2 separate regions of the Mus musculus genome follow, and region 2 is linked to region 1. The links are chromatin loops, found by intact Hi-C in ENCODE. Cell type or tissue: heart. All regions are shown on one strand. Each heading gives the region's core, and the rest is flanking DNA. Links, peaks and the distances in the headings are about the cores only. Region 1 has its middle 48 kb from the start of Cast. Region 2 overlaps Cast (calpastatin).

Evidence for each region. Peaks named below come from ENCODE experiments on the same cell type or tissue, not always from the same donor. Only the 100,000 strongest peaks of a DNase experiment are listed, where the experiment ranks them.
Region 2: a loop joins it to region 1, with 2.8 times the contacts of the local background. A loop is called at or near these places in 4 of 42 quality-filtered maps.

The regions. Positions count from the first base shown.
Region 1 is chr13:74,849,319-74,861,882 of GRCm38, reverse strand. No RefSeq gene overlaps it. Among named protein-coding and RNA genes, the nearest start is that of Cast, 48 kb to the right of the region's middle. In heart, for the core only: a CTCF peak has its summit at 7,315 (motif pointing right); a DNase peak (open chromatin) is centred at 7,382.
Region 2 is chr13:74,737,762-74,750,325 of GRCm38, reverse strand. Cast (calpastatin) reads left to right here. Exons shown (of 31, transcript NM_009817.4): 5 at 2,083-2,121; 6 at 3,690-3,743; 7 at 4,222-4,335; 8 at 5,607-5,696; 9 at 8,909-8,977; 10 at 10,391-10,489; 11 at 12,028-12,108. Among named protein-coding and RNA genes, the nearest start is that of Cast, 64 kb to the left of the region's middle. In heart, for the core only: no CTCF peak of the experiment used is centred there; no DNase peak of the experiment used is centred there; H3K27ac peaks cover 2,103 bases.

The sequences.
Region 1 (12,564 bases), core at 2,996-10,995:
TCAGAGAAGTTATGCAGCATTTGGTAAATACTACAATGAAAATCACTGTTTTATCCAACATCATAGTCAGCTGCCATCTAGTGTTTTAACAAAGAAATTGCAGTTAATGACCCATGAAGCCAAGGTCTTCACTTTCTCTGATTTGAGGGTTGGACTCCAATTGTTATGGCTTTATACTCTTCTCTGCATTAGGGATCTGTCTATAATGATTATTCTCAACCATTCTGAGTAGCAGAGTTTCACCTGCTACAATCAGGTAGTGTTACTCTGGCCAGTATGGAAGAACATTAAAAGACATGTTCTGGTTTCAGACTTAGGGAGAGCAAGGGGGTGGGGCTCAGGACATAGGACACAGTAATATAGGAGTGCAATGCATGCTTTATGCCATATTGATGTATCAGCAATCAGTATGTTCTTAATGACTTTTCTACTCAACACTTTACAAATTATAGTGCATGCTAAGGCTTCATGCTCTAGAGAGGGAGACACACAACAGATAAATAAATATTACAAAAATAGGAGTGGTAAAATAAACTCATTGGAGAAGGCCACTCTGTTCAATGTACACAAGAAAAGCCTTTTCTTAAAAAGTGGAATTTCAGTGAAACTCAATACCAAGAATATGGCAAACATAGAATAGCTGGAAAAGTCACTCCAGATAGAGAGATCAGCATTCAAGTACCCTGAGTTCCCTGTGGAAAAGAACCAGAAAAGGAGGGGTATGTATCTGAGGTGCTTTGAATGACAGTGGCGTAGCAATTGTCCCTAAATATTTTGATTCAGAACATAAACGGAAAGGCCGTTTCCCTTTAGGCATTTACATTTTAAAAATCAATAAATAGTATATCACATATTTATTGGGATTCCTGAGGATATAAAAAGCAGAAATCCAAATTAAAATAAATTATCCAGAAAAAACAAATCAAGGGACAAAGCACTTTCTGGATTAGGTATCTAGAGAAGACTTAAGAATATATAGAGATTCTAGGACCTGGACTTCTGTCACTGGCTTCCCTCTCTATTGCTTTTTGGGTGTTGAATTAAGTTTTTCTTCCATTTGGCTAGAACCATGGCTGCTCACAGTTCTTAACTTACACACTCTGCTCCAACTAAGGAAGAAATAAGGTTTCTTTCTTCTCCACCCAATTGAAAAGCACTCTGAAGACACTCTGGGTACATTCATTGGATTCTTTCTCAGACCAGCCACTCTGGCCTGTCCTAAGAAACAACATGTATATCCCAAATGGCCAGATTAGTTGCTGCTTTAGAAGGAAAGAAAGAAAATACATTTAACACTATTTCTACTATAGAAATAATGTATCCTTTTCAAGAAGTCTTAAATATTAAAGTACAGAAAAATGAAAGTCACCAAGATGAACACCTAATGATTCCTACCTAATGGCTGTCTAGGTAAAAAGTGAATCATAGCTAATGACCCCTTTAGTAGCATATATAAACCACCCACTTTTCCAGACTTGGTTCCTCTGTTGACCATTCCATGTTGATTCAACATTATAAACTCATTTCTTATGGTTTTGAAGTATGTTCTCTGCGAGGAGCCATGGCCTCAACCATGGCCTTGGGGAAAATTTCTAGCTTACGTAAACAGTCCTGAGAAAGCATTCATGGTCATAACAGAAAGTATGTTTGTGGGTAAAGAGGACACTGTGACCATTGGTTCCAGAAGCTGAACATTGCCACCTGACCTTCAGAGAGCCCCCACAGCTCTCTCCCCCTCCCTTGGAGCCTCCTCTTGCTTATGCTTATCTTACCACGTCTGAATAAAGTTTTTCAGAGCTTGATCAGGAAATTGACTTGCTCTCATTCTTCCTTGTCCCTCCTTTTCTTCCCTGCCCTATGTCCCAGCTGATTATCCCTGCAGGTCGGCAGGTCGGGACAAGCTGGCGCCCAACGTGTGGCCTCTGGGTCTGGGGTCTGAGAGAGACCACTCTTCTCACTGGACCACCGCTTCATCAGGAAGTGAGTGAAGATCCGCATAGAGATCGCTGCAGTGTCACCCGCACTGTGAGACAGATCCAAGAAAGGTAGGAAGAGTGGCTAGACTATGGGACAAGCATTAACTAAACATGAATTTTTTTAAGGAGTCTCAAGGAAACCCTCAAGACATGAGGAATACGGGTTAAGAGAATCTGTTCACAGCCAAGAGCTGCTCCAGGTGGGAGGAATAGGGCTTAAAATAAAATAAAAAGAGTAAAAAACAAAACAACAACAACAAAAAAACAGATGCTAGAAAAATTCTGAGCTCAAGTCCATTTATGTTGTCCTTAATTCCTAGAAGTAGGAATGGCAACTATATAAATGAATGAATCAGACAAGTTGAGGAGGAATTGAGGAATTTTAAAAAGCAGGGCATAGGGGAGCAACTATCAGTAGCTACCACTGTGCCTCCTCTCCCTTCTCTGGCAGAATTCCCAGAAGAAGAAGATAAAGAATTAGACTTTGAACACGAGAGATAGAGAGAAAGAGAGAATAGATTTCAAAAATGGAGTTGTCCCCTGTCCAGGATGTTTTAGCAAAAGAGAAGGATCATAGCTAATGACCCGTTTAGTAGCGTATATAAACCATCCACTTTCTCCATATTTGGTTCCTCTTTTGATCATTCCACGTTGACTCAAAATTATAAATTCATTTCTTATGTTTTTGAAGTATGTTCTCAATGGAGACTTGCAAGATCTTCGGTGCAATGCTGACATCACCACCACTCTTGTGCTTCCATGTCTCACACTGTTTCTGTCTCCTATCAGTCTCATTATGGTTTGGACTTCTTATATAGTTAACAGTTAAATGTAATTTTCTCCACCAACTATTGGTGTTAGCAAACATTAAGTTTGGCTTCCTTGCCAATTATGTTGCTAGGAAAATTTTGCTACTCTCCAAAGAATAATATCTGCATGCTAAGTTTTTGTTATTGAAAAATGCCTCTTTTTTACATATTACAGTAGATCATGTGTGTGTGTGTGTGTGTGTGTGTGTGTGTGTGTGTGTGTGTGTGTATGTTTGGTCTCATTGGTTCTTAGCTGTGTTAGAGATGATTTTATATTTGATTGCTTTTAATGTAAAAAGTAATATTCATCCTTACTGAAAATGGATTCAATAGTGGATAAAATTGTGAGTAGTAATAATATTTAAAAGCACAATATTAAGCATTACTTCAGATGCCATGCATTTCTTTTCAACATTTTCCTCTACTTATTCACTTACTGACCTGATTAATATTTATTGAACACTTGTAAAATGCTATGCATTAAGAAAAAGACAGATTGAAGCTAAATACTTATAATGGCCACACTCTACTGTAATAACTTGGTTTTCATTATTTAAATTTAATTTTATCACATGTAGAATGAGATAATAAATAAGATGTGGGTCCTGTACCAATACAGATGCAGATGTATACAGCCAAGACTGAGCATGGGGACCCCAAGGGAGAAGTAAGGGCAAGGACTGTAGGAGCTGAAGGAGTTTACAATCCTGTAGAAAAAACAATAACAACCAATCAGACCCCCCAAAAGCTCCGAAGGACTAAACCGCCAACCAAAGAGTACACGGAGGAAGGCTCCAGCTTGATGTGTAGCAGAGGATTGCCTTATCTGGCATCAATGGGAGGGGAGCCCCTTGGTCTTGTGGAGGCTTGATGACCCAGAATGGCGAAATGCTAGGGCGCTGAGGCAGGAGTGGATGAGCAGATGCGGGAGCACCATCATAGAGGCAGGGGGAGGTTGGAAAGAATAGGAAGCTTGTGGAGGGAAAACATTTGAAATGTAAATAAACAAAATAACCAATAAAAGATGAGGAAAAAATCTAAGGTGCAGAGAGCTTATCACATTGTACCATGAGAAGAAAGGAGCAGAGAGAAGATATTTCACTATCCAGGGACAAGTGATGTGATGTCACTGTGATGCAGAAATCTGAGAAATGTCATTAAAATTCTGGATACACAGAGTCTCTAATCCCAAGCAAACATTCAGATGGACTGTATACCCTTTGATTAAATGTCCTAGTTTCCTGTCATTCTCACAGGCATACTGATGCTTACCTTTCATGGACTATCTCCATGTGCTGTACAACAAGCTTTAGAATGCCCACTTTATACCTTTAAGAGACGAATAAGTACAGAGAGACATTAGTTTTCCAACACTCATGGATAATGATGGACAGAGTCAGAACTTGAATCTGGCTTTTGTGTTCTTCTAAAATGTTCACACTTTCCAATATTCCTTGCTTTTTTCCCTGTGTTTTAAGAAATACTCCAGCTTCATTATTTTAAATGTAAGTAGAAAAATCTCTTCTTCCATGAAGAAGAAATTGGTAGGATCACTCACTTCATCTTTAGCTAGAGCAGCAGGAGAATAAGCACAGCTAGAGTATCTCGTGCTTGGAGGCATACAGCTGTGTACCCTGACAGTGAGAAAATAGTGTTGTCAGAGGGCCCCAAAGAGACCTACTTTCCCATGAAGTAAAGCGTATATTTTATTAATAAGAAATGTTGTTTACAGGACTTTCATCGCTAGCTCTTCATTAACATTGTTTGGGACTCTGATTTTACTATTTTATCTAATTGTGAATTGGTACAAATTGTTGTTGTTGGTTTTTTTTTAATGATTATATATCTACTAGTACAGCTGTGCTTTCAAAAAGCTTTTGTAAGACCCACATAGAGCTGCAACAGGAGAAATTCAGAATTACCTAAAAAAATATTCAATATAAAGTTCCTTATATCATTTTTGGGACCAATCTTGTAGAGCCCTTTGTAGCACATTAAAAATAAACTATAACAAAAGTAAAAATAAAAATGAACTGGAGTAGGAGTTACACAGACACTCACAAAGTAGCAGTTCCTTATATGATTCTAGAAACATTTTTCTTCTTTGATGATTTTATAAATGTATTTAATACATTCTGGTCATTTTCAACTTCTATTGCTCTCTCTCTCATCCCTAACCCCATCTGGCTGAACAGACTCTTCCCAATAAGCTCCCCTCTAACTTGAATGATTTTGTTTGTTTTCTTTTATTTTTGTGAACAACTGAGTTTAATTAGAGCTCCTGGCATGAGCAAGCATAAGGAGTTATTCCCAAGAGCACAACAACTTCATAATGGCTGCACCACTAAAATGTAGATGTGCCTGGTTTTATTATGATCTTCCTTAAATTGGGATACGAAACCTATACATTGTATCTGTGGTTATTTTACTGTGGGTAGCCAGTCATTGTAGGATCTTGTCACAATTATCCCAAGCATTATTCTGTGTATTTATAATGCCATTACTATCATACATCACCTTCTCAAGGCATTCTTCTGTACTCTATTCTGTTTACTAGTCAGTTTCTACCCTGTACAATACAACACTGCCTTACCTAATACAATTTTATAGTTCATCTTGATCCCTGGTGAGTGACATACCCCATCTTGTTCTTCTCTTTCATAATTGTATAAGCTAGTCTCAGCTCTTTCCTTCATTCAAATATTAAAAATAAGCTTGTCAGGGTCAAAAAACTCAACTGAGGTTTTAATTTGAACTGCACTAGAGAAATTAATTTGAAGATGAATAATAGCTTTGCAATATTGATTTTTTTCTTATCCTTGGACATGATTTTATCTCTCCCTTTGTTTAGGTGTTCTCAAATGGCTTTCAATGAAATTTTGTACTTTCTTCATAATTGCATCTTCATAATGGCTTGACCTATTGCCAGGCACCTTGCATATTTATCACTATGCTTTCTACATTTTATCTTGAAATCCTTTCAGTCTTATGAGTTAGCCATAGCCTATTATTGTGTCTATATTATAATTAAACCAAGGTTCAGAAGGTCTCAGGATGTAGCCCAGTGTAGGCTCTTTGTTCAAACCTCAAAACTGGGATGGGAGGCAGGTTTGTGTAATGTGAGTTACTTTTCTGTCATCAGAGGCTTCTGAGAACTATGAGACACAAAGTGAGTGGTTTGAAAATCCAGTGCTCTTACAGTCCAGTTTATACTTTGTTTTTGGTGGTTTTCTTTAATGGCAACATTTTTCAGTGAAACCGACTAAAGTACAAATAAATGGCAGTAATAGCGTTTCTCTCTCTGATAAAAAAACACTAAAAACACTTTTTCCCAAATTTTATGTCTCTATATAAACTCAAGGAACTCTATTAAAATGTACAACTTAATCTCATAGGTCTGGGGTGGTGTTTGAAGGCATTTGGAGATTCTGAAATATGTCTCTAGCAATTTCTAAACTTTTTTACGTAATTTCATACTTTTTATTAGATTTGATACTATCCACTTTTCATTATTTAATAGTGTGCTTTCTTATTTAGATGTTATATATAAATCACAACCCTACCGGCTGATTATTTGATAATTAATGAGACAAAGGTACAAAATTACTAATAGTCACTGGTGGGAAGTGAAGTAAAACAGATGTGGCAGGGTCTATGAACTCACTTCAAGAACCATTCTAATAAGCAGAGAAGGTACACTAACGGTGTCCCACCAAAATGGCTGCCTACACATGACCTAAACATGATGAAAACAACAGTAGACATGGGAATGTATAAGGAGAAGCCTGAGGTTTCTCAGCCCCAAACAAAGAACTACAGGCAACTAGGGAATGGGAGAAATAATCTTCATCAAAGAAGAAAACAACAGGGTCTGGAGAGATGGCTCAGAGGTTAAGAACACTGACTGCTCTTCCAGAGGTCCTGAGTTCAATTCTCAGCAACCACATGGTGGCTTACAACCATCTTTAATGAGATCTGACACCCTCTTCTGGAGAATCTGAAGACAGCAACAGTATAGTTACATATAATTAATAAATTAAAAATCTTTTTTAAAAAAAGACAAAAAACAACAGTAAACATGCTAATGTATAAGGAGAAACTTCAGGCCTCTCACCCCCAAACAAAGAACTACAGAGCTTAACTATTGGTTCTCCAAATCCTAATGATCAACACTGAAGGTATACATACAAGTAACCCTATATGGACTGAGACTCAGTAGACTGTTATTTTGTATTTAGGAACACACACACACACACACACACACACACACACACACACCACCCATGCACACACCTCAACAACAGTTAAGCAAAAGAGACCATAAATTTCAAAGAGAACAAGGATGGGGAGGTGGAAGAAAGAAAAGCAAGAGAAATGATGCCATTATTCTATCATCTCAAAAAATTAGAAACAATTTTTTAAGTGTAGAGGAGAAAGAAGGAGGGGTTAGAAGGAGGAAGAGGAAGAAGCACAAGGAGGTGAAAGAGTAGCAGCAGCCCGAGCAGGAGCAGCAGCAGATTGATCGGGGAAATTCCACCAGGTGGCAGCAGAAGTTCTTTATTTTTATCCCCAATGACTTCCTGCTGCTCTTTGGATGCTGCTTTGTGGTTGGCTATTGGCAGATGACTGACTTGCTAGGTTAAGCCTGGGATAGAACTCAGGGCCCCACACTCTTTCTTGCTGTCCCCGGTAGTCCTGCCCACAAAAGCACTTTTGTTGACAGCAAATTTTCATTAGAAGCATCCAGCTGCCACAGAACTAGTTAAAGGTTGCCCCAGAAACCTTGTCTGGAGACTTGAAAAGGAAAGGGGAAAGTGAGATTCCCATGGCTTTCTTTCTTTCTTATCACGGTGATTATAACCTAGATGCTTAGCCATGAAAGGGAGGTACAATATGAAACATTTGGCTGGAGACAAGAATTGGAAACAAGCCGTTCATTGTGGGGTCAGGAGTGCTGCTCAAGAAAAGAAAACTGCAGTCCTATCCTAGATTCAGACAGCCAAGTTTGATGGAGAGGACTGTCAACTTTCCCCAGAGCCCAGCAACCCAGTCACAAATTCAGGGTTAGAGGTAGGGTTAGGAGTTAAGACTCAAGATACCCATCATCAGCTCACCCCAGAGCCCAGCAGTCCTGTCCAGAATTTGAGACACAGAAACTTCTTTCAGGGGACTATTAGATACACCCCAGAGCCCCAGTAGCCTTGCTCCCAGATTCAGGAAACCAATCCTGATGCAAAGGACCATAATTTTGTTCCAGAGCCCAGAATGGGTTTCCCCAGCGGCACCACATTGTCCTACTTCTCAGTTTTTCTTTTAATCGTAATTTTGATAGTGTGGATTTTAATCATAAAAAGAAACGCATCACTACTTACTCTTTCTTATCCTCAGGTAAGGTGATAACACTCCAGTAGCAGTAACATGGCTAATGAGTTCCCTGTGCTGTTTGGGACTAGTCTCCAGCATAAGCCTGTGTATGAGGAGGCTCCAGCACTGAACTTTGGTGTACTTGGCGACATTTAGCCCTTATCCTAAACTATGTCTTTTGTACTGATGTGTACACCCCAAGGCTGTCTCTGAAAGAGTACTAGCACAGTGTAGAGCAGTTTTTCCCAAAGCAGTGGTGTGGAAACAGTGGAACAGAAAAGTGTAGCACAGACCATGATTACTAATGCTGAGGGTGAGTTCATCTAGCTCCAGTGTTTGGGACTCAGGGAGACAGGCCCTTGAGGTTGAGGAGCCTGAAAAAGAGTATAGCTCTGAATAAAGAACCATAATATGAGTAGCAGTCTTATTGTTTAAAGGTTACCTGCTATTATGTGTTTTAGGAAAATTAGGGTACGTACCACTGTATTTCACTGCCCTCCATCAGGACAAGTGTCAGGGTTCACTCCTCAGTGTCCAGGTGTTTCATCTTCACCTGTATCTCCAGAAGATGTTCTTCTTAGCCTATAAGTTATTTTCCATTGACTCATGTCTTAGGAGATCTCCTCCCTAGTTCTGCCTACATTACAAAGTCCTCTGAAAGAGACAGACAGAGGAAGTTTCCAGGGGTAGGATCTCTGACCTCTTGTATTATCACCATCTCTCAAAGCCAGAGGATCCATCAGTGTTAATGGAGCTTGAACTCTGTTTCTGGTCAACTTGAGTATATCAGTATACTTAATCCTCACTACTGTTCTGTGAGATGATTCTTCTTCTTCTTCTTCTTCTTCTTCTTCTTCTTCTTCTTCTTCTTCTTCTTCTTCTTCTTCTTCTTCTTCTTCTTCTTCTCCTTCTCCTTCTCCTTCTCCTTCTCCTTCTCCTTCTCCTTCTCCTTCTCCTTCTCCTTCTCCTTCTCCTTCCCCTTCCTTCCCCTTCCCCTTCCCCTTCCCCTTCCCCTTCCCCTTCCCCTTCCCCTTCCCCTTCCCCTTCCCCTTCCCCTTCCCCTTCCCCTTCCCCTTCCCCTTCCCCTTCCCCTTCCCCTTCCCCTTCCTCCTCCTCCTCCTCCTCCTCCTTCCCCTTCCCCTTCCCCTTCCCCTTCCCCTTCCTCCTCCTCCTCCTCCTCCTCCTCCTCCTCCTTCTTCTTCTTTTGTTTTTTTCGAGACAGAGTTTCTCTGTGTAGCCCTGGCTGTCCTGGAACTCACTATGTAGACCAGGCTGGCCTTGAACTCAGAAATCTGCCTGCCTCTGCCTCCCAAGTGCTGAGATTAAAGGCATGTGCCACCACTCTCCAGCGAGGTTCTTCTTTATACATAAGTAAATAGCAGCATAGGAGGCCAAATCACTTCAAAATCATGTATCTACTAAGTGTACAATGGAATATGAGCATACATGTGAATACAGTTCTGGCCCCAATACATGAGCTTTTAAATATTAAAATACAATATTAGGAAGTATAACTTAATTATTTATGAGAAAAGTTACACTGTGTAAGATAACGTGAAAAATTTAAATCAAATCATCCAAAAACAGAGTTCTGACCCTAAGAAAGATGCAGCCTTTGTAATTCTGCTGTAGACCACATGATTCTGTTCTCCGGGTGTGAGGGCTTCAGTGTTAGCACACCCCAGAGTGTGGCCCCCTATCAGCTAGAGCTATAGGTATACTTCCTTGGCACTGCTTTGATAAAACTTCTCATCAGAGTCTGTCTTATCACTCTGACACACTTAGGACAAAAGTTGAATCATAGGTTAATTCACTGAGGTAGGTTACCACCGTGAATCACTTTTTAGAACAAAGATGCCTTTAAAAGTAAATCCTTCCAACTTGACTTATAATAATGTGGCATTAACCTTTAGACCACAGCCTTTCTGGGAATCTACTACAAACTACCTATCCTCTACACACACACACACACACACACACACACACACACACACACCAGGACTATGACTTTAAGGAAGTTTGTACATTCCCTGTCCTGAGCTATCGTTCTCCCCGGCAAGAACACACTCGGACAACCGGATTCTTCTGAGGCAAGCTTTATTGCTTCTTAAGGAGGGAAGACCCAGACCCCGGAAAATGGTGCTGCTTATATAGCCCTCTGTGTGGCGTTTCAGCACCTGATGTGACGTGTCAGCTCCTGATTTGTTGCTCGCCCATCACCTCATTACTACGCCCTGAGATGGGCAGTGACTAGGCGTGAGTTCACTCTCACACTTGCGCATAAGGCTTGTTTACTAGTTAGGCACAGCGGAAGCCAGCACCATCTTATAATGGCGATTGCTCGCGGCACAGCTTTCCACAATTCCCTATGGAGAAATTTCACTCAGGGATTCTCTAACCAAGATGGCCACTATTTGGGTAGCTTTAATTGGGAGGAAGCCTACAATATACTGTGTTGTCAGCATTTTAGGTGGCAAGCTAAGACAGGAAAGGCAAAGACTCAGGCAATGATTCATTAAGTTTATACCTTTATACTTTTACAAAATCATATTATAAAGTGATTATACTATATTATACTAGATTAAATAGACCTGCCTAGTCCCTAAAATGTAGAGAATAATTAGGAGCAAATTTCAGCCAGAAAAAAATGGTATTTACACAAGTGGACAAAGTCCACGAAACTACCCCTTAGAGGATAACAGCTCTGCTCGCTAAACAGGACAAAGTTCTCTGAGGATGTTGGCTGAAGAGATTTTGTGGCTTAGAATCAGAAGACAGCAAAGGCTTGAGTTCTATCCACATGGTCCTGCTCATCTGATTCCAGGGCCTACATCCAGGTTTCCAGCCTGACCAGAACCAGCTCTGCTGAGCCCTACTGGGTAGTCTGTCAGAGCTCCATGAACTTAAAGTTAGTATAACAGAGCTTTACAGTCAGCACCGGGTAAGCATCTATTCTGGCTTATCAGGCATTCTCCAGAGTTTAGAGTTGAAAGTTTTGCATCACAGGAAACCTCTCAACCCAAGAAAAAACAGGTCATCCTGTTACAATACATGCGCCCCATATCTGCATACTTGAAGAGGGTACTTAATCGCAGGCACCTCAGTTTCTACCTTAAGTGAAGACAAAATTGATATATTTTAAGAAATTGTAAAGAGTTGGTTTAAGGTGATGGATATTAGAAACCAAGCCCTAGTAGGCCAGCTCTGAGTACACTAGCAACCTAATATTGATGATACTTTCAGGCTCTCTGCTGTGATTGCCCTCATACAAACAATTATTTGCTCCCTTGCTTCATTTGGACTCAAGGCAGACCTGGCCCTAAATCCCACAGTTAGCTTTCTGGATTCAGAAGGACATCGTCAAGATTAAAATGTTGTAGAAATATAACTAGCTTTTACCTCTTCTCTTGCTGTTTTTAGCTTCTCCTGTTCCTTCAAACTCTTTACATTTGAAATGACCAAACTTCCACCTCAAACATCCAAACCTTCACCGCAAAATACTCTCAGAAAGCCGAGTGGTGATGGCACACGCCTTTAATCCCAGCACTTGGGAGGCAGAGGCAGGCAGATTTCTGAGTTCAAGGCCAGCCTGGTCTACAGAGTGAGTTCCAGGACAGCCAGGGCTACACAGAGAAACCCTGTCTCAAAAAAAAAAAAAAAAAATACTCTCAGACGATTACAATCTTCACTGTGGGTTCAATTATTTAAAACAGACTTCTGGTAGTGTTTGCATTTTAACTTTCTTGTTTTCATAATTGATGGTTATATATTCCATTAAATTCACAACAAAGAATCCTTTAATAACTGTATCAGCTGCACTGGGCATAGAATTGTAGCCATTTAAGCAAGGTGAGAGTATATTTTCCACTAGTCAAGTGCCACTGTAGCCGTCTCCTGGCCACTGTGGATCAGGAGTCTTCTGCCTTTATCTCATTCCTAGGACTTTCTCCTTCTAGACTGTCACTTTCTGATGACAGGATTCTGTCTGTTAGAGCTCTAATCATGGCAGGCCATACAGTGTCTGAATACTAAGGAAGAAAGGGAAACTGAATCTAGAAAAAGCACCAAAGCATAAGCCCATGATACTATTCCCCTAGTGACTGGTTAGTTAGTGGCTTATGGCCATGATCACAGCAGCTGCAGATCCCTGTCCCTCAGTGACTATGCCAAATGTCACTCCTACTCTGGCCAATAAAATAATGAATAGAACTCTGCTGATATTGGAGCTCGATTGTTAGATCAATAGGCAAGCAAAATGTTTAAAATATACTTTAATCTCAGTTTTGAATCCTTACAGTACAGAAAACTTTCATATCTGGGCTTTTAAAGAATTTTATATTCTCTTGAGAATTTATTTATACCTTGATAGCTATTCCTTGACCGCGTTATGAATTAATTCTACAAGTTGCCAGGAA
Region 2 (12,564 bases), core at 3,106-11,105, 110 kb after region 1:
GCTAATTCAGAGTAGAGAATACAAATCCTTGTCTTGCTTACATATTTTAAGAAGGCCACACTATATATGAAATGTATGATATGTCTAGATCTGTCTTCTATATTTCTTGCCCCTGGAACATTAGAATTGGTTTTTATACCATTGATTGTAGGATGGAAGGTCAGAGAAGTTTTAGTCATAATGTAACTCTTTAGAATCGGTACGTCTGGACGCTGGAACCAGACAGCATATCTAAGAGTGCTATTTCTTTACCAGCTCTTGTGCTAGTCAGGCCCCCTTTGCTTCAGTTTTCTTATCTTATTTTATCTTAGTATTGAGTTTCGTACCATTTCTATGAAAAATAATTCTTGAGATTATTGATTTCATTGTACATTATATTAATAGTTGCTTATGTCTGAATATGCAGACTTAATTGTAGTTTGAAGATTTCCCAAGCAATATCTTGATTGCTAAATTGTGAAATTGAAGGTATTAATATATTTCAATTATGATAATATTACCTGGCTTATTTTCTTTGTAAATTATTTAATAAATTAAGTTTGTATAAACAAAAAGAAGAGTCACAATAAGAAAAACACAAACAAAAATTCATCAGTAAAGATGTAGTGTGAAGGGCCCCCAAATTTCTTAGAAAAACAGTTGATAATGAACTTTGATTTTCCCTCCATACAATAAGAACATTGGTATAACTAGGAGGCAGTTCATGAAGATGACTATACCCTCACAATCATAGCACCAGGCATGATAAATTAAAAGAATATTTGACTTAGCTTCTTCAAATAACGAAATTTAAGTAAAGGTTTTGCGACATCTCGAGCAGCCCAGAGAGGAAAAGCAGCAGAAGACACTAGGACTGCTTTGTGATCGATCACTCACCTTGAAAGTTCATAAAGAATGAATTAAGTTTTCCGCTAACTTCTGTCTGGCCTCCAACAGTGTTAGTTGTATGTATTCATGGAGGTTTTGCGGTTTGTATATTTGAACAGGTCACCTTTAGCTGGTTAAAGCTGTGTAAAACAAAGTTTCTTCAGAAACATGCTTAGAACTTTAGAATACAATTCTACCTGGAAGAATATAACATATAATTTACAAAATTGTATTTAAAACTATGAATGGAATTTCAGAAAGCTTATAATGATGACACTTGTGACTTTTTTGTTTGTTTGTTGGGTCATAGTCAAACATTGGAAATATAGATAGAAATACAAGATTATAATAGTTTTTACAAAAAGAAGTCTTAAAGATTAATTTTATAAATGGAAATCCTCATGAAAAAGTTTAGATCCAAAATTAAAGACTTGCTTGGTACTCTAGTGTTTATGTGCCTAAATCCCCATGGAGTTATATACTTATGCATGATATTTGTTAGGCCAGAAATATGAGTCTTGATTTGAATATTTTGGCCCATTATGTGGATTGTCAGATACAAATGCGGTTACTCTTGGGGCTATGCTCTTCTATTAGGCAATTCCAGTAAACAAACAGTTGGAAGGACCTGACCAGAAAAGACCCAGAGAACAGGTGATGTAGTTCATTGTGCCCGGCAGCTCTGTTTACTAGTCACTTCAGCCTCTCAGCACATTCTATAATTCCAACCTCCAATTTTCTGAAATAGCATGATTCCATTACAGACTTCCTCTAGGCTTAACCATCAAGGACATGCTGGCACTAAAAATAACTTCTCTGTTCTCTATGCCTTTGTTCTGCTACTACCTCATTCTTTCACACTTTGTACCCAGGCCATGATAAGTATTTCATTGATATATATGTTATATATCAGTGACTTGGAAGGACACAGCCCTTGGATTTGAAGGGGGAAAACTTGCATTTTATGTTGTTTATATGTTTACTACAGTATTATTAGTAAAAACTCTTTATGTGTCCTTGATACACACAGCATTACCTGCCATATGAATAGTAATATCTGAAGTGTGTGATAAACTTAAGTCATAAACTTTATATTGATAATAATACCAAACACTTAGTTGAAGAAAATAAATTACAATCTTAGTAAACTATCTCCAATATTATCTTTTTAACTTATCTTTCCCTATTTTATTATTATCCCCCCTCCCACTTTAGGCTGTGAAAACAGAGTCTAAGAAACCACAATCAAGTGAGGTAAGTAGTTTAAGTCTATGAGTAAACTATTCTGACCATTTTTAAATAATAATGAATGAATAGTTTCCTTTATTGGTAAAGGGATTTGTCAGCTAATTTAAATACCTTTGACTATTCTGTAGAAGATAAACTCATAGAATACATATAAAATACTTACATTAAATCCATACATTGTTAAAATATATAATACTTTATAAACAAAGAGTATTTTAAAGGTTATTTTATTCAAAATATAGATTCAAAATATAGATAATATATAATTAATATTTTTTAAAGAAAGGAACAAAAGAGGTAAAGTCAAGCAGAGGAGATTGCCTGGGAGTAAAGGTGCTTTGTAGTAAGACTGATTTCAAACCCAGAACCCACATCATAGGAGAAAATCAATTACTGAAACTTGCCTTTTCCTCCTACCACACCACTGTGACATATGCATGTGCACACACACAAATAGACTGATAGTCAAACATACACATGTATTCATGTACATGTATACATATGTACTCACACATGAACATACACATGTGCATGCATACACGAGTGCACATGCTAACATACCCATAGACAATACATGCACATAGGCACACATGCATACACACACATAATGCATTCATGTGTACTCACACACTAATAATTTTAAAAAACAGTGCAAGTTATAGGTACCTTGAAACACTAGAAGTGTGTTGAACCTGCCCCTAGATCTTTGGATAATAGCAGGCAGGTTAATCTTGACAGTCTTCTCTGGGATGGTGGAGATGATATGAGTCACTCAGGCCCTCTCCCCTGAGACAAACTCCTCTTGCTTCCATGACCCTTGACTATCCAGTCTGAAAGTCATCCTGCCTCCATAGAAAGGTGGATTCTAGGGTGCCAGGAGCAACACATCTTTCTTTTCAGTACATCTTTTCTTTACACTATATTAATTCAACTGTTGAAGCAAATACTTGGGACTGTAAGGTTTCCTGTAGGTCACAGAACAAAGGGAAACATTGGAAGTGCAGATAGTGATGGAGTCATGGGGTGAAAGGTAAGGCTTATCTGATTCTGTAAAAGGGACCCTGCCTGCAGCCTTGGCATAGTTGATTCTATGGAGAAACGTTTAGAAATAAGGTGAAAATTTCTTCTGTGCCACATATCAATGCTGTGGTTTATCTACCAAATGTCAAGAGTATTGCATCTTTGGGGATCTGATCATACTTCATCTCCTACAGGAAAAGACTTTAAAATCAATTAAGTGGGATGTGGAGTGTCACTGCTCAGCAAACGTAACGCTTTTGATGCCTTGTGGATAGCCTGGCATTGACTAATCACTGTGAGGGAATGTGCAGCGCAGCCAGAAGTTTAGCAAGTGTGTGTCTTTGAAGACATCCTTCTAAAGAAAAGACTCAGTTTTCCCTGTGTCTGATAATGGCCACCAATGGAATCTGCTGGCAGGTTACTGATGATCACAATGGAGCTCCTCCTGAGGACAAGATTGTCTAGTCGGGATCATATTCATGGGGCAGTTTGTGATTATAAGAATAGTAGATTTTAATACAGTAACTCAGCTTTTACTTCTTTGAAATTAACAGCAACCTGTGGTTCACGAGAAAAAGTCAAAAGGAGGGCCAAAGGAAGGGTCAGAGGTGAGTGATAATTGCTGGGACTTGATCCTGTGTAGCAATATCTGTTGTGATACGAGACTGACTTGTTTCCTCAGCTGACTCAGTGCCATTGTATGTTAACAGCAGTGTTTTGTGATTTTGTTTTTGTTTGATTAGTTTTTTTTTCAAGACAGGGTTTCTTCAGTTTAGCCTTGACTGTTTGGGTACTAGCTCTGTAGACCAGACTTCACTCAAACTCATAAAAATATGCCTGTCTCTGCCTCTGGGATCTACTACCACTTGGAGTCTTCAGTGATTCTTGATGAAGATTTTGGGAGGACTTGCAGTAGTTCAGATTTTGTACCTAAAGTACAATGGCATTTACCTCATACTAATTGATATTTTCACAGTTCAAAACTGTAAAAACACAACTGTTATACACAGCTTTTATTCTGTAGAGAAACATATCTGAACTGTTTTCAACCACCATCATGTTAATAATATATGTATGCACTTTCAGCCCAAAAATCTTCCGAAGCACACATCAAGTACAGGAAGCAAGCATGCTCATAAAGAAAAAGCACTTTCCAGATCAAATGAACAGATGGTGTCAGAGAAACCATCAGAATCAAAGGTGAGCTTGATAAACATGAAGATACTAATGTCAACTTACTCTCAGTGTGGCCCCTATTGGCCCAAAGTGTACAGCTGAAGTTGTGGGGTTACACTGGATGCATTTGGTATTGTAATGATGTAATGCTGTTGTTGTACTAGTTTTGCAAGAAGCACTGTAAGAATATGGGATAATGGAGTGCCTGAGGAAGGCTAGCAGGTAGATTTTGGCAAGTGCACTGTTCAGCCTTCTCATGCTGCCCATCGGGACCAGTCATGACTCTGGTGTCTGCCAAGCAGAAAACTTGGAAATGAGGTGGTTTTCTAGGCCCCTGTAAACTTCAGCCAGGGAACTATTACAGGTGCCTCTCATTCTCACTCATATTTATTCTCTGCCTCTCTGGGTCCATTCATCTGTCTGTATGTCGCTCTTTCCCACCACCGTGTGTGTGTGTGTGTGTGTGTGTGTGTGTGTGTGTGTGTGTGTGTGTGCATGCATGCGTGTCTGTGTTCCATCTATTCTCGAATCCATGGCCTCTAATAATTCTCCTGCCTCAGCCTTCAAAGCAACTAGGACTACAGCATGCCTGCTGCCTTTTGCTTCTTTACACAGAAGTCTTGAAGCATTATTATGACCTTGTAGAAGACATGAACATAGAAAATCCAAACTCGGAAACTGGCTCTGTAATTAGACAACTAGAGACGCTTTGCTCTTAGAAGAAGAAATGTATGAGAAGCTTCTTATTGAGAACATTTGGAAGATAAAAACTAGGCCTACTTAAAATATAGTTATCAGAGTTTACCAATATGTGATTCAGCAGTTAAATATAACCACATTATTTGGCTTACAATGTTGTTGGGAATTATTTTTATCTGTCTTAAAATTATCTTTTAATTAGGTGCTGGCAGAACATGTCAGGGCATTTCACATAAAATCCCAATTCATAGCTTCTCTTAAAAGTCAGACTATCTGGAGAACTGGGCTCAGATGACAGCAGTTGGGAGGAGTGTCTATAATTCCTTTGTGGGCTCCAGTTTGCCACAGCACACTGAGCTCATTGGCCAGGTATAATGGTGTTTTCACATCTGTGTGACCTAAATGGACTCTGTAGGCTCTTGAGATCTGCCCTATATTGTGCACAACTTTGCATTACATGCAGAGGAAGCTAGCAAACTCTCTCCACAGTGATTTCATGAGAACAAACTAGCAGGTGTTGGTGACATTTGGAAACTCATGATCTTGGCCACAGTCAAAGATACTTAGTCCTGTCACTCTTCTATCTCTGCTCTCAGACAAAATTTCAAGATGTTCCTTCAGCTGGTGGAGAGAGTGTGGCTGGAGGTGGGACTGTGGCCACTGCCTTGGACAAAGTGGTTGGTAAGGTGAGCATACATATACAGACATAACATGAACTTCTCTGCTTATGAGGCTCTGGTTCTAAGAAGCCCATATCGGACAACCCGACATTCAGAAACAATGGATACAGTTTGTGTGTATTTTTGTGAAAAAGCTCATGTTTTGGGAACTTAAAGTGAGAAAAATACTAAAATAATTTTGAAATGTGTATATCTAGTAAATACTTATTGGGCAACTGGCTTCGAAGGCCTGATATCAATGCCAAAGTAATTAAAATGTAAGTTGGTTCAGGCCTTGCCGTCCAGGTTCACAGGTATGAAATCAAAAACGTAAAACTTACATGAGTGCTTGAGTAGGCATTACGCTCAGCTTTGAATGCTCACAACAGCAACCTTGACATTAAGTCACAATCACAGCAATGGTGTGAGTTGCTAGCATGATTCTAGATGTGTTGCCCAGTCCCAGAAACCCCGCACTGGAGGAGCTTCAGATGCCAGTCTGGGAGTGTGCAGAAAGTCGCAGAAAAAGGTAAAAGTCCCTTGAAACATACTGATTTCTTGGATCTTGGGATTCCAGACACATTATTTTAACAAAATTCATAAAAACTTTTTACATAGAAATGCTCACATGTGAAGGAAGGGTTTTGTGATGGGTTACTTGTCTGTTATCTCAGGACCTAACCATCAGCCTGGAAACACCAAGTGTGTATTTATATGAACTACTTTGAAAAATAGATTTAACTAGATATGTTATAACACAAACTTTTAAAGTATATTCAAAATCTGAGGTTTGAGGTTAGCAATTAACTAGCCCATGTTATCAGTAAAAGCTAAATGATCCACATGACAAAAGGTTACCTGGAATTCTGTTATTCATTGGCTTGATTCTGGACTTTCCATAATTATTTTATTTTACTTTACTAGTGATTTATACCCATCTCATTAGGACTAATCAAACCTGACTTATTTTAGGATTTGGCAGGTTTGAAGCATTATAGTTGAGTGTACTATGTGCTGGCCAGATTAAGGAAAGTGTCCGTGTAGAGAAACATTTTATGAGAAAAGGTAAATTCCATCTGAGGCAGGGGATTCACAGGACTGTGAGAGAGACAGGGAGCGGGAGTGGAGCAGCAGCAGGAGCAGGAGTGAGAGCCGGAGCTGAGCGACCTCCCCTTTGATGTAGGGCAGCTGGGATTCCAGGCTTGCAAACACTTTGAGATGTTGAGCAGTTTCAGATGAGGTCTGATCACAGGCACATTCCAGTGTCAGAAAGCAGAGTCCAGAGGTTGCTGGCTGTAAGACTAGAAAGACAGGTTAAGGCTGCTGGGGAGAATGCTGTAGGAGCTTGTGGGTAGTGGCAGGAAGGTGAGGTGGCGTAGGGCTGTTTCGATGGTGCTGGTGAGCCATTATGTGGCTAACTTAGAGCTATAGTAGAAGAAAAGAGGAGAGCTATTCAAAGTTATAGCAGAGACAAAACATTCAGCTTTCAGAAGGTGTTGGCTGAGTAGGGCAGAGGTAAAGAAAATGTACAATGTGCTGGGGCTTCAGAATATGGCATGAGTAGGCTGATAACAGTGAAGCAAGACAAGATAGATGCCACAGTGCCAGGCTTTTGGAGGGGCTCATTCTGTGATCCAAGCACAGGGTCAGCACTGAGACCAAGTGCCTGCTTAGAAGTGGAGTGGCAGATTTACAGCACTGTGCTCGACCTCTGGTTACTTTGAAAGATCAACAGAAGCTTATAGGATATATATGAAGAATGGGCTATGCCTAATTAGGGCTAGACTGAATTTAAATGTTTGGCAGGCTTAAGAAAAGGCATGTAGCAAAGTAATTAATATATTGTGTGGTGCACTGAAAAAGGGAGGAAGTGGGAGAGAGAGGAGGGAATGGAGATAGAGGAGATAGAGAGAAAGGAAAAGATGAGACAGGAAGAGGGAGGGGGAAGAGTTGTGAGTGTGCACACAACTACACAAGGGGGCAGTTAACTCTCTAGGAAGGGGTTCTGGCTTGTACCTGGCACCGTGTTCTTAGCACCAAAGTCATAGCAGTTGTTAATTTGGTATTTAATTATATAGCAAGTGCTTACATCATACTAAGTATTAAACATTAACATAACCTTCACAACCCCTAGGTACCATCATTGTCCTCATATCACTATGAAAACAAGGGACAGGGGAAGTGATTTATAATTTATAATTCGGAAGCACCTGTGTATGTCACGGCTGGTATACAGATTCAGGCAGGCTGAGATCTGCTGCCTGAGTTGATATGTGCAAATGATCCATGGCCCAGGAAGGTCCTAAATGAAATAACCTAACCAATATAATTCCTGCCAAGAGTCCCTGACCCTAGAGGATTTGGCATAGAACACCATCATAAGTCGGGAATATACAGAGTACGTGCTACTGGAAGCAGAAGAAGAGAAGCACAGGGTGGCATGACAAGGGCAGAATCTGAATGCTGCTTTGCTGTGGCAAGTGTGGGAGATAAGAGGTGACACAGTGATGCTCCCCATGGTCATCGTCAGAGATTATGTGTGGACAGACGCAGGACGGTTGCAGGTTGGAAAGTTAGCAGCTGCAGGAACTGCCGTAATTTATAGCCAAAGGAGAAAATATATGAGAAGAATCAAGGAAAGAACAATGAGCTACCAAGGCAAGTGACACAGTTGTCCTGGTGAGCAGAAACAAAGACGCAGGGAACAGAAGCTACCTCAGAAACAACTTGTAGGCTTTCAAGGCCCGGGACAAGTATGGTGGCCAGGCAATCCTGGTGCAGATCAGGGTTTTATCCCTTCCTCTGTAACCCAGGGAGTCACCTCATCTCCACTACTTTCCTTCCTATTCTCCTCTCCATCTTTCCCTTCCTAGCCTCTTCTGCCTCCCTTCCCTCCCCTCTTCTCCCTTCTCTTCAACCTCCATCTTTTCCATATACCAAACAACATTTTAATTGCCTTCTTCATATCTTTCCTTGGACTTATTATGTACTTAAACCAATCTATCACTTTATTTTCCTCCATGAGCCGGATCTCTCTAAGCTTCTCTTTCCTGTCACTAAACAGGCTTAATGTATGTAGTAGTTTTGAAGCATTTGCCATTACCGTCCACAGTTGATCATGGGACTAGTACATGATCTAGGCTATTAATACATGAATAGTTCATCTTGAATGTGTGTGTCATAATGCTGTTTCATAAAGGTGTATGAAAAGTTTTAAAGTCCTTTTAAACTCCCTCTAGAAAAAAGAACAGAAACCATTCACACCAGCTTCACCTGTGCAGTCCACACCGAGCAAGCCATCTGACAAGGTATGGAGCCAAAAGGCACTTCATCATCAAACATTTATCTCCTGTTGCCTGTCTCAGCCTGATTTCTCGTTGTTTTAAAGGAAAAATGTAATGACTTAAAATTTAAAAAGTTATGACTGAGTTGACAGTGTGGCCATCACTCTGTATTCGTACCATTTTATGGTACGAGCCTCTATTTTGAAAATTCTAGTTTTATTATACCAAGTTCAGTTATAGCTTCTCTTCTGGAAATATGTGTTTGTTAGCAACGTGCAAGGTTTCTTGAGGCTTGGCAAGTCTCTTGGTTTTAGAGTGGGGACATCAAGGGTTGTCTAAGTATTCTGTATTACCTCTCTATTGGTAAAGAATATAAGGTACTTTAAAAAAAAATCTATCCCCTCTTCCACAAGAAACCACAATAATAATAAGAAGGGGAAGAGTAGCCAAAGCAAATGTGCCCTAGTTTCTGTTACACCTATCAGTAATCCGCTAAATCCTAAAACTATTGTAGGATTGTGGTAATTCTTTTTTTTTTATTATTACATATTTTCCTCAATTACATTTCCAATGCTATCCCAAAAGTCCCCCATACCCTCCCCAACCCACTTCCCTACCCACCCATTCCCATTTTTTTTGGCCCTGGCGTTCCCCTGTACTGGGGCATATACAGTGTGGTAATTCTTAAAGGAAACCGTCAGACATATTCAGTGACACTTTGACGTGTGGAGTAAGTGCCGTACAGGTCATAAGTCAGGAACATACAGAGTCTGTGCTATTGGAAACAGCAGAAAAGATGCCCAAGGTGAGAAGACAGTGGCTGTTTTCCATGTTAGGAGCCTGTTCCGAGTGAGCTATCCAAAACTACAGAATAAGGTGACAGCAACTTCTCATTAATATGTTAAGTATATGTTGGCAAACTAAACTGGCAATTCATATGTCTTTAGGGTTGACCTCACATAATATCTCTTCAGGGTTGTCTTTGAGCAAGTCAATGAACAACAACAATGTTCATTAAAGAATGGAAAAATACAAGAATTAAAAAAAAAAACAATAGCTTCTTTTTGAAGGAAGTACTGTCTACAGATTTTGCTAGAATGAAACTATGGGTGATACTAAAAAGCAACAAGTGCCACATGGCTAATCCTTGCATTTTTTTTGTCTTTTTCCTCTTGACTGTCAGTACAGTGGTTTGGTTGCTTTTGTGAACTACTACATTTGTTGCTGTAGTTAATAATGTGGAATTTTTTTAAATGGTGATCTTTACCTGAATGTGGCTTTTTATTTTTCCAATTGAGAATTTCTTCATATTAAAAATGAAATACAGTTTAACTATTTTTGAACTTGGAAAAGTTACAGTATTTGATACATTTTAGTAGTTACAAATCACGGGAAATATATCTACAAAATAACATATCTTATCTCTTCTATTTCTAGTCAGGCATGGATGCTGCCTTGGATGACCTGATAGACACCTTAGGTGGACATGAAGATACTAACAGAGATGATCCACCATATACTGGACCAGTAGTTTTGGTATGTGTTGGATGACAGTCAGCATTCATTGTTAATGGGGAGGAAAGCAAATAAACCTATGGTATCAAGCATAGGACTGCATGTCATGTTCTGTTGATTATGTAGACGCAGGATGATGTCAGAATTGATATTAGAAACAAAAACTCGGGGGTGAGGGTGGAAATGGTCTGCTTTGTGACACTACACAGTTGCTATGATTCAGAATATGTCTGACAATGCTAAACTGGAACAGCTGACTCGGTCAGAACATCTAGTTTTCTGTCCTTTAGATTTGACGCAGTGGACTTGAACTTATTTTGAGTTTTAGATCCTTATGATCCTAAGTTAATCTATTCTTCATTTCCAAGGAACAATGTAATTTTTTTTCTGGTGTTAAAGATGTTGTAGCATAGATGAAAACATTTTCAACAGTTGCCATTAAAGTTGTTTCTATAGTTTACAATAAATAGAAAAACAGAGACAAAGACAACTCAGTAGAAAATTAAGAGAAAGTTGCTTGCACAATGAGCAAATAGTGTAAGGGTCTACCAGGGAATTAGGAAAATAGCATAAAGCATGGCGTGGTGCCTTTGGCTCAACCAGACTGCCAAAACTTTAAGAATCTGACAGGTCAATTTAGGCATTAGGTTCTAAAGAGGTGTTCCGTTCAGTCACAAACCCCACCAGCGAGACTTTGGAAATCTTGCCCCTGTGTACAGCGAAGGATATGGCAGAACACTTGAGACCAATGTGATCAATAGAAAATAGGAATGTGATCAATAGAAAATAGGGAGCTTTCAGTGCTTTCTGAAAGGAAAATGGCTTACTTATGTATCTACATGGATCTATTACAAAGCCATGATTTTGAATAAAATAAACAAGAGCAACAAAATGATACTATTTATATAGCTTTTGAAAACATGCAAAGTTATAATATATTTTGCTTATACATTTCTACATTTGCAATATTTTTAAATATTAAAATATTCTCAGCCGGGTGGTGGTGGTGCACGCCTTTAATCTCAGCACTTGGGAGGCAGAGGCAGGAGGATTTCTGAGTTCGAGGCCAGCCTGGTCTACAAAGTGAGTTCCAGGACAGCCAGGACTACACAGAGAAACCCTGTCTTGAAAACAACAACAACAAAAAAAATATATATATATACACACATATATATATAGTCTCCTCTTCAGCTTGAATTCAGTGATAAAATTACATGTACCACAGTATTAAAAATAAACCACAGGATAAATGAAAATATTTTTTAAAGTTACAAAGCATTTACTTCTACAGTTTATGAAAAATAAAAAAATACTGAGAAAAGGTAATTCAATAGAAAATGATAGAGATGATAGACTTAAAGTGCAGATGCTATCTCTAAAGCTAATTAAATAATTGTTAGTATGCAAGTAGAACTTTAAGGATAGATTTTAGCTTCTAAATGATTTATTTTCATCTCAATAGATACAGAAAAATCAATACTGGAATAGTACTTTGGCTTCACTTAATAGTCTCATTAGATTAACTGTATAATATGTCTTTATGTATGATTTTCTTCCAGGACCCAATGTATTCTACCTACCTTGAGGCACTGGGTATAAAAGAAGGGACTATTCCTCCAGAGTATAGGAAACTTTTGGAAGTAAGTTATCTTTCATTTTTATTTTACCATTTCCTTCTTGGAAGACAATTCTGTAACAATATCAAAGTTTAGAATATGCAGTGGGGCACATACAGTTGTTATTATTGAGAAGTACCCTCTGTGTGTTATCCTTTAGAACTTCTCTGACAATGTACTACAGACTTGATAGTTTAACTAAGAGAAAGGTATTGTCTGGTTTTTATGGAAATCATAATTATGGTGTGGAAACAGCTGGCTCCTTTCAAGTGCTCAGAGGGGTAGCTCTCTAGCCTGTTGACAAGGCTGGTAGATGGGTATCTTCTCCCTGGATCCTTTCACATCTCCTTTCCTCTAGGTTTTCCTCTGGTACGAAATGTGTTCTCTTCATAAGGATATTAGTTCCATATAAGGATTCCCACTAATGACCTTGCTTTAATGAATTCCTTACATAGAGGCCCTATATTCATATAAATTACC